Linked DNA regions of Homo sapiens: regions 1 and 2 are each linked to region 3. Evidence: chromatin contacts called from ENCODE Hi-C or POLR2A ChIA-PET data. All regions are on one chromosome and are shown on one strand. Each heading gives the region's core, a stretch centred on a gene start or an enhancer-like site at or near the end of the contact. The rest is flanking DNA. Distances are from core to core; before and after follow the strand shown. Region 1 overlaps TPRG1 (tumor protein p63 regulated 1). Region 2 overlaps TPRG1 (tumor protein p63 regulated 1). Region 3 has its middle 180 kb from the start of TPRG1-AS2.

Region 1 (3,130 bases), core at 556-3,055, 130 kb after region 3:
CATAAAATGTTATTCCTTTCAAAGAAAACCAGTAGCCTCTTAATAAAAGCTGCCACTTAATTGCTGATTTCATCGATGGAAAACGTATCTGTTTGTTCTATTTATTCCTAACAGGGGTTAAGACAAAGCTTTCTATGTTAATGTGCTCAACGAAAGATATCATCAAGTCATCTTCCATATTTCTCTTTACTTTATCACACTCTATCGATTCATCGCTGAAATGTGGGCTTTAAGACATGGATGAATGTAGACATGAGTGTGTGAGTGTTGGGAGGAGGTGTTAAGTGGTTTAGAACAGGTAAAAGGAGGGAACCATGTAAGTTAATTAACTGGCAGAGGAAGGATGGGACATATATGGGAAAAATCAACGTGTCTGATTTGGCAAGGTCATGATTTATATAAGTGAAATCTAGAAATAGATAGAATAGAAAAGTAGATTAGGACCATAATGCAAAGTTCTTATAAGTCAGGCTATGAAGCTGCACATTACTGCTTCTCATATTTTGCCAGTAGAACACCCCCACTGCCATAGAGCCATGACCACTTGCCATAAACACAAAATTTATTTGCAATTGTTTTATCATTAAAACCATATAATTATGTTTCCTATTGCATTTCATTTACATTGGTTGATTTTAACATAAAAGCAATATCTGAAAATGTACACCATTTAATTGATTAAATTTAGGCTTCAGGTAGATATGGCATGTTTATCCTGTGGCTTCTTGTAGTAGCTATAACAACTCTGTTACCTGAGATTTTCTGTAATCCCATTTATAAAGCATAAGTAGATAATAGAGCATCGTGGGCAAAAATCTGAGCAAAGATATAGGTTGATCAGCATGGTATTTTAATAAGGTAATCTGATAGATTTAAGTTGAATAGATTGAAAGACTGGTAAGACTGAAAGGGTGATACAATAATCTCATAGTACTTAATATTTACCTAGTGCTGCTGTATTAGGCACGTTAAAGAAGTAGTCTCAATTAATTCTCACAATTTTCTGAGTAAAAACTATCATCATCCCCATTTTACAGGTGAAGAAACCAAAAGAAAGATAATTTAAATGACATTTCAAAGACTACGTAGTCAACAAGTGATTCAACCTGAACTTAAGCAGGGGCAGCAGGTCTCCAGAATCTCAGCTCTTAACCACTACATAGAATCACAGTCAGGAAAACATCAAAATCATTGAAGCAAGAGAAAAAAAAAAAAACACCCAAAGTAAGATCATGACAGTAGGAACAGAAAGAGTTAGGTTTGAGAAATGTGGCAAAGATTGACTTGATTGAATTTGACAACCTGATTGGATTTGGGGTCGGGGGGAGAAAGAAGTGAAAAATGACTGATTTTTTAAGCCTGCATAATTGGGAAGATAATGAGGCCATCCTCATAAATAAAGACCTACAGAAGAGAAGCAGGTTTTTAAGGAAGCAAGATATAGGGGAAAGATGATGAGTCTGAGATGCCTGTGGGGTATACAGGTGGAGACAGCCACGGGGAAGAAGTGCAGGTGCAGTGTGTTTCCCATCACTCAGCAATCAGACAAGCTAAAGGTCCAATCAGCTTTTTTCAGCCCAGGTTTTTACTCTCTTAGACTTACCCTCTAATACACAGTACATCGGTGAGTGACACATGATTATAAAATTTTCCATAAATGCTTTTGGGGAGGAAAGGCTCACGTACAGATACAGGCACCCATAAACTCGGTTACCTCATAACAAGCTGGAATCTTGCAAGACCATCTTATGCTGATTATTTTCAAAACTCACATTATTAGGCACAAATCAGTGGTTTGCGATAGATGCAGTAACAGCTGAGTAATTTCTTTCTTCCTTGCAGCAAGCTGCCCTTACAAAGGTTAATTTGCTTATGCATCATAATGAAGTCTATTTAAAGTTTTGAAACTGCGACTTAGCTCAGAATGATACTGTTTGCCCAGAGTTAGGCTTAGAGGTGAGAAGCCTTTGACCCCACTGAGGTGGGAAGAGGAAAGAAAAGCAAAAGGGGACATTGGAAAGCGGAATCAAAGGTTAGCTGGAGTTAAGAAGAGATAGAATGCAAAGGCCCCAAGGTCATTTACAAAGCTGAATATGCTTCAGTTACTGGTTTATGATCAGGATATTGATCAGGTTTGCACCTTTAAAAAACAAGCATATCATCCCAAAATTAGATGGTGAATAGTATTAATATATAGCTTTTCTTAGTCATCCTATGTGCTATAATATTCATTCCTCTTCTCCTGCAATGTACATTGGCCTTTGAAGTTTTGTTTTTACTTCTCACAACAATCTCACTACACGTTGCAGAAAAAAATCCTAAAGTTTATATAGACTTTGTTATATTAGTTTATCACAAATAGCAGCATCTTTTTTTTACATACAATGTTATTCATTTTTTAAAAAGTGAAGCAACTACATTATTGATCTGAATCTAAACATTTTGAAAACTAGTTTTATTATTTAGCTAAATTTTGGTTGTGTATACACACACAACCACACACACACAACCATATACACACATAATTTTCTCTCCTCTCTCTTTTTCCTCTGTCTCTCTCTTTTCTCTCTCACTGTCTCAGACATAAACTTTGTGTTAAAAATTTAAATTTTTTAAATTTAAATTTTATTAACTTAAATTTTTTTAATTTAAAAATTAAAATTCTCACAATTTTAAAGTTGGGTGATAAAGTCATTTCATCATTATGAACTCAATTCTCAATCTTTTCGCAAATTCCCACCTAAAACGTTCTTTCATTAAAAATCACACCTTAAAATTGGGGGAAAATAGGCAAAAAATAAACACATTTGAGTTTTGCTGAAAGAATGGCCTTTTTATTGAAAATGCTGGTATTTAAGCATCATTAGAAAAATCCAGTGATTCCTCTAGGCAATATTAACTCGGCATCTTTAAAGAAACAAGTAGGCTGGGCATGGTGGCTCACGCCTGTAATCCCAGCACTTTGGGAGGCTGAGGCGGGCAGATCACGAGGTCAGGAGATCGAGACCATCCTGGCTAACAGGGTGAAACCCCGTCTCTACTAAAAATACAAAAAATTAGCCAGGTGTGGTGGTGGGCGCCTGTAGTCCCAGCTACTCGGGAGGCTGAGGCAGGAGAATGGCATGAACCT
Region 2 (3,368 bases), core at 299-2,798, 150 kb after region 3:
GGAGATTAAAGCAAACGCTGAAAAATCCCTTGTAGCTCCAAAAGCTTGTATTTCTTCTCACCTACTTTTATTTCTTGAATTATATTTATAGCATCTTGGAAGGCTCTAAACACATCATAATTAACAGGGTTTTTTTTTCTGCAATGAATCAGAAGAAACAAATCCTCTGCCAAGTATCCCCAGCACACATGCCATTCCTCCAGATGAGTTCTCAGGAAATACACCCTGCACAGCTCCGGGACTCAATACAATTTCTTGAACATGCCTCTTCTCACTTGTATTTAAACTGGCGCACCTAAGTAAGGTCTCCCCTCTATGAAGTGATCCACATCAGCAAATATTATTACAACTCCTAATGCAAAAGGATTCAAAAAGTGAAAAACGAAAACAAAATAATATATGGCTGGTGATTAAAAGAAGATTTAGAAAATCATGGAGACAGAGAGTCACAGTTTACGACCTTGAGACCACACATTGTTATGGAAAATGTATGTTTAGGATGGATTTTTACTGGAGTACCCAAAACATTGAACTTTCACCAAGAAAGTTAGTGATAGTCTTTTCTGCTTATGTTTTGCCTTGTGCCTTTTTTTTCTGTGTGCTTTAGCTCTTGTTTTGTTCTTTTTTAAAAAGAAAAAAAGAAAAAAAAAAACCTCAGGATGTTAACTCTTGTATTTCTAAAGACAGATGATGCCCAAAGAGTTAGAAATTTAATTGTTGAGTCTTAATATCCCATTTTCTGGAGGAAAATGTATGAAATAAGAGGGTTCTCGTCATAGAGAAAATACACATGCTAAATTGACAAGGCTTGAAAAGCCAACATTCAATGTTCACAAGTAGCGAGAACAAAGAGCACCCTAAAGCCTGAAAGATCCAAAGTCTCTAGCTTCCTAGATTCTGTACTCGGTGCTTCAGGTTCCAGAAAAGATTCAGCTCTTTTTTGGAGAACTGATTCCTTCCTTTCATAAAAGCCAAATCTCTGACATACATTCCATCTGCGTTTCAGGATCTTGCTATTACGACGCTAAAGACTAGGAGCCCTTCCCTAGAAGAAATGCAACATCTCTAGCATTGATGAGCTTTCTTGTCATTCAGAGATACAAACTATTATAGAACCTCAAAGTGGGTGCCATCACACTAAATGTATCATAGTGAGTACAGGATAAATTTTGGCGCCCTTCTCAGGCATTCCCCAGCAGGGATGGGATCCTGCCCTCTGCAGGAATTCTTAGGCAACAACTTCCTAAGGAGGTATTTCTCATTTAAATATAACCTCCTGGCAACCAAATATTTATCTGGAAGAAATGGGGAGTGGCCCTGTCCAATCAGGCACCTGGGTTCAGTCCATTACTCAAAAATAACAGGATTGTGGTATTTGGGGAACGCCTCCCCACGGAGATTTGCCAAGAAATAGCTCAGCAATCCCCCATCAGCCACCCATCCTTGTCAACATGCCTCCCTGGGCATTAGAGTGAGTGGACAGCACCGCACCCAAAAATCAAACCCCGGGCATTCTTGGCACAGATACCCAAAGGCGAAGTCAAGAGTGTACATGACAAAATCCTCGCCTGCTGCCCTGTTCATCACAGCATGTGATGTAACTTGATCCTTGCTGAGGATGGTAAGTCCATAAGCTCCAAGGCAATTCTCTTTTCAGAATTTATCTCCATCCAAGTGACTTCCCTCCATTGAATTCCAAGACCATTAATCAGTATTGTCCACAAGAGGGTGATATTCAGAATCTTATATGTAACCTCTCATTTCCACACCAAGATCAGGCATCCAACACCTTTTACCAGGACTGACTCCAAGACCTGATCACACTTTTCTCAGTGCTCCAATTCATCCCACATACCGCTCCCTGTTCTAATCATTTACTCACCATTCACATACAGCAATGTGCCTGCCATATACTAATGTTGTGCTATAGGCTATAAGGACACAAAGATAAGCCTTCATGCTCTGAAATCTTTATGATGTCAGTTGGTCAATCAAAATAAATAAAACCTCCTATCTTACCATTCAACACTGTCCATGAGCATGTTCTCCTCTCTTCCACTACTGTCTCTATTTTCCAGTCACCCAGGAGACTAGTCATGATTACTTAAACAACTTTTCACACTTTCATATCATTCTTTTTGTCATACTCTTCCTCCAGTTTATGAGCCACTTTATAACTCTCTACCAAAATTCTTCATTCTGTTGTCTCTTTAGCAACAGTTCCCACCACTAAAAACGATTGCCTTGTCTATGCTCTCACAATATGTTGCTTACATCTTTATTTTGGGCTTTGTCAGATTATGCTTTATATGAAAATTAGTTTTCTATATATTTACCCTCTTAGTTCCCAATTAGATCTCAAGCTATTTGAGGGCAAGGCCAATGTATAAAGTCATGCATCACTTAACAAAAGAAATACATCTTAGAAATATGTCATTAGGCTATTTTGTCAAGGCTACTTTTGGACACCCTACACAAGGCTAGATGGTATAGCCTACTACAAACCTAGGCTATATGGTATAGAGTATATTGCTCCTATGCTATAAACATGTAACAGCATGTTACTGTACTGAATATTGAAGTCAATTATAACACAGTGGTAAGTTTTTGTATATCTAAATACATCTAAACATAGGGTACAGTAAAATATGATATAATTTTGTGGGACTGCCATCATATATGTGGTCTGTGACCAAAACTTTGTGTGATACATAACTGTATTTTATCTCTCTTTCCCTATAGAGACAACTAGACCATTGTCCTCCATTTGTTGAATCACCAAATTAAAACTATCTCAACTTAACCTTTCCAAGATCTGGGTGCAGCAATATCCAAGTTAGCATAAAGGGGAAAAAAAAAACACAAGGAAAATGCATAATGACGGTAACTATATGAAATAGCTGAAACAACTTTGTAACTAGAAAGATCAAGGAATATCAATTACCTAATATTCTTAGTTATAAGTTATGCTTTGCTCTAAAACCAGCTTCTGATGGTCAATAATAATACAAAATATAACCATAGGTGTTTTAGGGAGCCATTTATGGGGTTTAAGGTCACTGTTTTGTATACTTGCAGAGTCATCCCATCTTATACATGCCTTCAGCTTGGCCTGAATTGTGAGATACCATCTTGTTCCTATGAGCATTTTCACATGTGCTTTCTTGATCACAAAAACGGATCTCCTGTCTCCCATTATTAAGGCTTTGGCTCTCTTACACCAACTCATCATGTCCCTATTCCCACCAGAAAACTGGCTCCAGCTCTCCGTTAGTTTGTCACAGAGTAACAGGCCTTGAGTTGAGTGAATGATGAACACTCCTTTTCTGTTGAACTTACAGTACAGACTGTAGTTCTGACTGCCCCAC
Region 3 (3,251 bases), core at 616-3,115:
AACATATGAAAAAAAGCTCATACTAGTTATTAGAGAAATGCAAATCAAAACCACAATGAGATAACATCTCACTCCAGTTAAAATGGTGATCATTAGAAAGTCAAGAAACAGGCTGGGCGTGGTGGGTCATGCCTATAATCCCAGCACTTTGGGAGGCCAAGGCGGGTGGATCACGAGGTCAGGGGTTCGAGACAAGCCTGACCATCATGGTGAAACCCTGTCTCTACTAAAAATACAAAAAAATTAGCTGGGCGTGGTGGCAGGCGCCTATAATCCCAGCTACTCAGGAGGCTGAGGCAGGAGAATTGCTTGAACCTGGGAGGTGGAGGTTGCAGTGAGCCGAGATCACGCCACTGTACTCTAGCCTGGGCGACAGAGCAAGACTCTGTCTCAAACAAACAAACAAAAAAAAAGAAAGAAAGTCAGGAAACAACATACGCTGGAGAGGATATGGAGAAATAGGAACACTTTTACACTGTTGATGGGAGTGTAAATTAGTTCAACCATTGTGGAAGACAGTGTGGCAATTCCTCAAGGATCTAGAACCAGAAATACCATTTGACCTAGCAATCCCATTACTGGGTATATATCCAAAGGTTTATAAATCATTCTACTGTAAAGACACATGCACACGTATGTTTATTGCAGCACTGTTCACAATAGCAAAGACTGGGACCAACCCAAATGCCCATCAATGAGAGACTCCATACACAAGTATGGAGTGTTTTATTAATGCATAAAGTAGTAAATAATGTTTGTCATTTGGATAAATGTAAGTTAGATTTGCATCTAATACTGTACATTCTTTATTTATAAACTTAAATCATTAAAAATGTATAATCATGTCAAGATGTAATCACGGAGCATGTTTCCAACTTACTATAAGTAAAGGCCTGTGGCTAGAAATCAAAATAGGAAAACAGCTAAGACAGAATCTTAAATGAACATTTCTGTTGTCCTGGATGTATATTTGCCTTGAAGTAATCATTATATTTTTAAAATTATTTATTTAACCGCCACTTATATAGAACTTACTACGCAAAAGTTATTGTTCTAAGAATTCTGCAGACATTAACTCACTTAATCTTCATAACAAAACAGTGAGAGATATTCTAGTATCCACATTTTAGTGGTGAGCTTAGGTAGCTTGCTCAAGATCACACAAGTAGTACATGATAAAACTAGAATTCAAATCCAGGCAATACGACTCCCTGGTCTGTTCTCCAAGCTGCTAAGCTTTGCTGCCTCTCTTACCAGACCAAGGGAGAGATGCCCATTAGTGTTATTTTAAATTCTGCCTCATATTAGTATAGCATAATTTTAATTTTACATACAGCAGTCACAGTGATTAAAAATAGATTCTCCCCATAGTCACAGGAGGCAAATAAGAGGGTATTTACTCTCATTTTACATAAGAAATTGAGACTCAGAGAATCCAGGTAACATTCACATAGTTTAAATTCAGGCTCTGGTTGTTTGACTACTGATCCACTATTTTTTTCCTTCACTCTACACTAGCTTTCTCAATTCTCTATTTTTCTTTAAGGAGAATTTAAAATAAGAATTTTTTTCTTCATCCTCTCCAACATTGGTGGCATGATTAAATCAAAGAGATGACCTTTTTTTTTTTCTTTAAACCAGAATGTTAAGCAATTCTCAAAATTACTAGGAAGGTTTGATTTCAATCTTTCAAGTAACCTATTTACTTATTAAGAGTCATGAGGGCTTTTGAAGCTTGACACAATTGTACAGGATGACTGGATAGAACATGGCAGTCCCTTTTCCCCCTTCATCTTCAGCCAGCACACTGGATTGCTCCTTTGCCAGCTAGTGAGGCAGGCATGTTGCAACACTGAATAGTCAGGAATCAAAAAATCTGGTAGAGGAAACCCTGGGGCTGCAAGAAGGGGACCTGGGTTCAAGTCCCATATGAACTCACAACTCACTGGGGGAGCTTCAACAAATCAGCCCAGCAGAACCCACCTCGGTTTTCTCATTTTTTGAGTATACATATTTGACTAGGTGATTGCTGAAGTCTGTAAGTCTGTCCCAACTTCTCTTCTCTTTTAGTGGTCTGAGCTCTTCCTCCGTGTGTGCATGTGACTTTTCACAAGTTGCACCTAAGTTTACTCATCAGTAAACTAGGACTAATAATATAAGTTATTATTAGTTATCATCCGAGGCAGATTATCTCTCTGGATTGATGAATGCATCAAAGAGGATACTAAATATAAATGTTTTAAAATATAAAATATGCTTTATAATTTGCAAATACTTGCTACCATTAACTAATTAGAAAAATTAGTAATTAAGAGTTCAGCAAATGAAAAAATTGCTACTGCTCTTCATAAAGCTCTCAATGGGTTAACCGCTTGGACATCTGGTGAAATACTAGCCTCAGCTGTTTAAGTGACATCTTCTTGGGTCAAATTTCTCTCCTCACTTCAGTCCATCTGCTCACAGCTTATCATAATAAACACTTCTAAGTTAAAGAGCAAAGAGTACACAGCAACGAGAGAGGGACAGCATCTTGGATATTGGCTAGACAATAATATTAGAGCAAAAACAACACCCAGCTATCTACTCTTCTTTCCTCCAGCCCCATTCCACACTGCCCATTCACCCCTCCCCCGACCCTTCCCTGCCCCGTGTGTGGCAGCCACATGCCAGGTGGGAGAGAAGCTGAAGGGAAGAAATCAAAGCTACCCATAAGTGACTGAAGAGAAGAAATAGGCCTAATGGGAAGAATAATGCCAGGTGGAAAATCTATGTGTCACTTGCTTTTGGACCAATGAAAGTAGAATGTATTATGTGATTGATACTCCATAGAATAGAATCTTCTTAATGTAGTGTCTTGGGGATCTGGGCACTTGGCTTATCTAGGAACTGTACCAAGTTATTCTGAGACTTTAGCAAAAAGTCTAAATAACTCAATATTCAACCTCAGTTTTCTCATTTGTAAAATAAGGTGGTAATTGTGGTAGCAATAAACACAACACTATTGTCATTTGGCTTAAATTTAAAAAAAAATCTGTGACAGAGTTTGGCACCTAGTGGGAAGTAAAATTTTTTTTATTGACTTTGAATATTGAATCTGGTACACTGGACAGAGATTGATACTGAGATGCCCGTGGATGCCCACCTGAGGACTCTAGCCTTTCAAATCTCTAGGAATGATCTGAAGTTTCACACCAAGGGAGTACAATTATCAGAGTTGAGATCAATATTTCTGGCTATTTCCAAAATAAAGG

The links. A loop is a pair of places that touch in the nucleus more often than their neighbours do. ChIA-PET counts read pairs that join two places held with the same protein, here RNA polymerase II (POLR2A). Pooled maps may share reads with other maps.
Region 1: a loop to region 3 is called in a pooled map, with 2.2 times the contacts of the local background. The contact joins two enhancer-like sites. A Hi-C loop is called at or near these places in 3 of 168 maps with a recorded cell type or tissue (A673, Caco-2 and colonic mucosa) and 6 of 50 pooled maps. POLR2A ChIA-PET finds 5 or more read pairs at or near these places in 4 of 52 experiments (A673, MCF 10A, PC-9 and 1 more).
Region 2: a map of IMR-90 shows a loop between it and region 3 (3-fold over the local background). The contact joins two enhancer-like sites. A Hi-C loop is called at or near these places in 4 of 168 maps with a recorded cell type or tissue (A673, Caco-2, IMR-90 and 1 more) and 4 of 50 pooled maps. POLR2A ChIA-PET finds 5 or more read pairs at or near these places in 5 of 52 experiments (A673, MCF 10A, PC-9 and 2 more).

Annotation. Positions count from the first base shown.
Region 1 is chr3:189,287,491-189,290,620 of GRCh38, reverse strand. All of the region lies in intron 4 of TPRG1 (tumor protein p63 regulated 1), which reads right to left. Among named protein-coding and RNA genes, the nearest start is that of TPRG1-AS2, 48 kb to the right of the region's middle. Within about 2 kb of position 1,805, at least 2 of the 41 ENCODE cell types and tissues checked have a DNase peak (open chromatin) inside an H3K27ac peak, as active enhancers do.
Region 2 is chr3:189,266,376-189,269,743 of GRCh38, reverse strand. The region is part of intron 4 of TPRG1 (tumor protein p63 regulated 1); the gene reads right to left. Among named protein-coding and RNA genes, the nearest start is that of TPRG1-AS2, 27 kb to the right of the region's middle. Within about 2 kb of position 1,548, at least 2 of the 41 ENCODE cell types and tissues checked have a DNase peak (open chromatin) inside an H3K27ac peak, as active enhancers do.
Region 3 is chr3:189,418,430-189,421,680 of GRCh38, reverse strand. No RefSeq gene overlaps it. Among named protein-coding and RNA genes, the nearest start is that of TPRG1-AS2, 180 kb to the right of the region's middle. Within about 2 kb of position 1,865, at least 2 of the 41 ENCODE cell types and tissues checked have a DNase peak (open chromatin) inside an H3K27ac peak, as active enhancers do.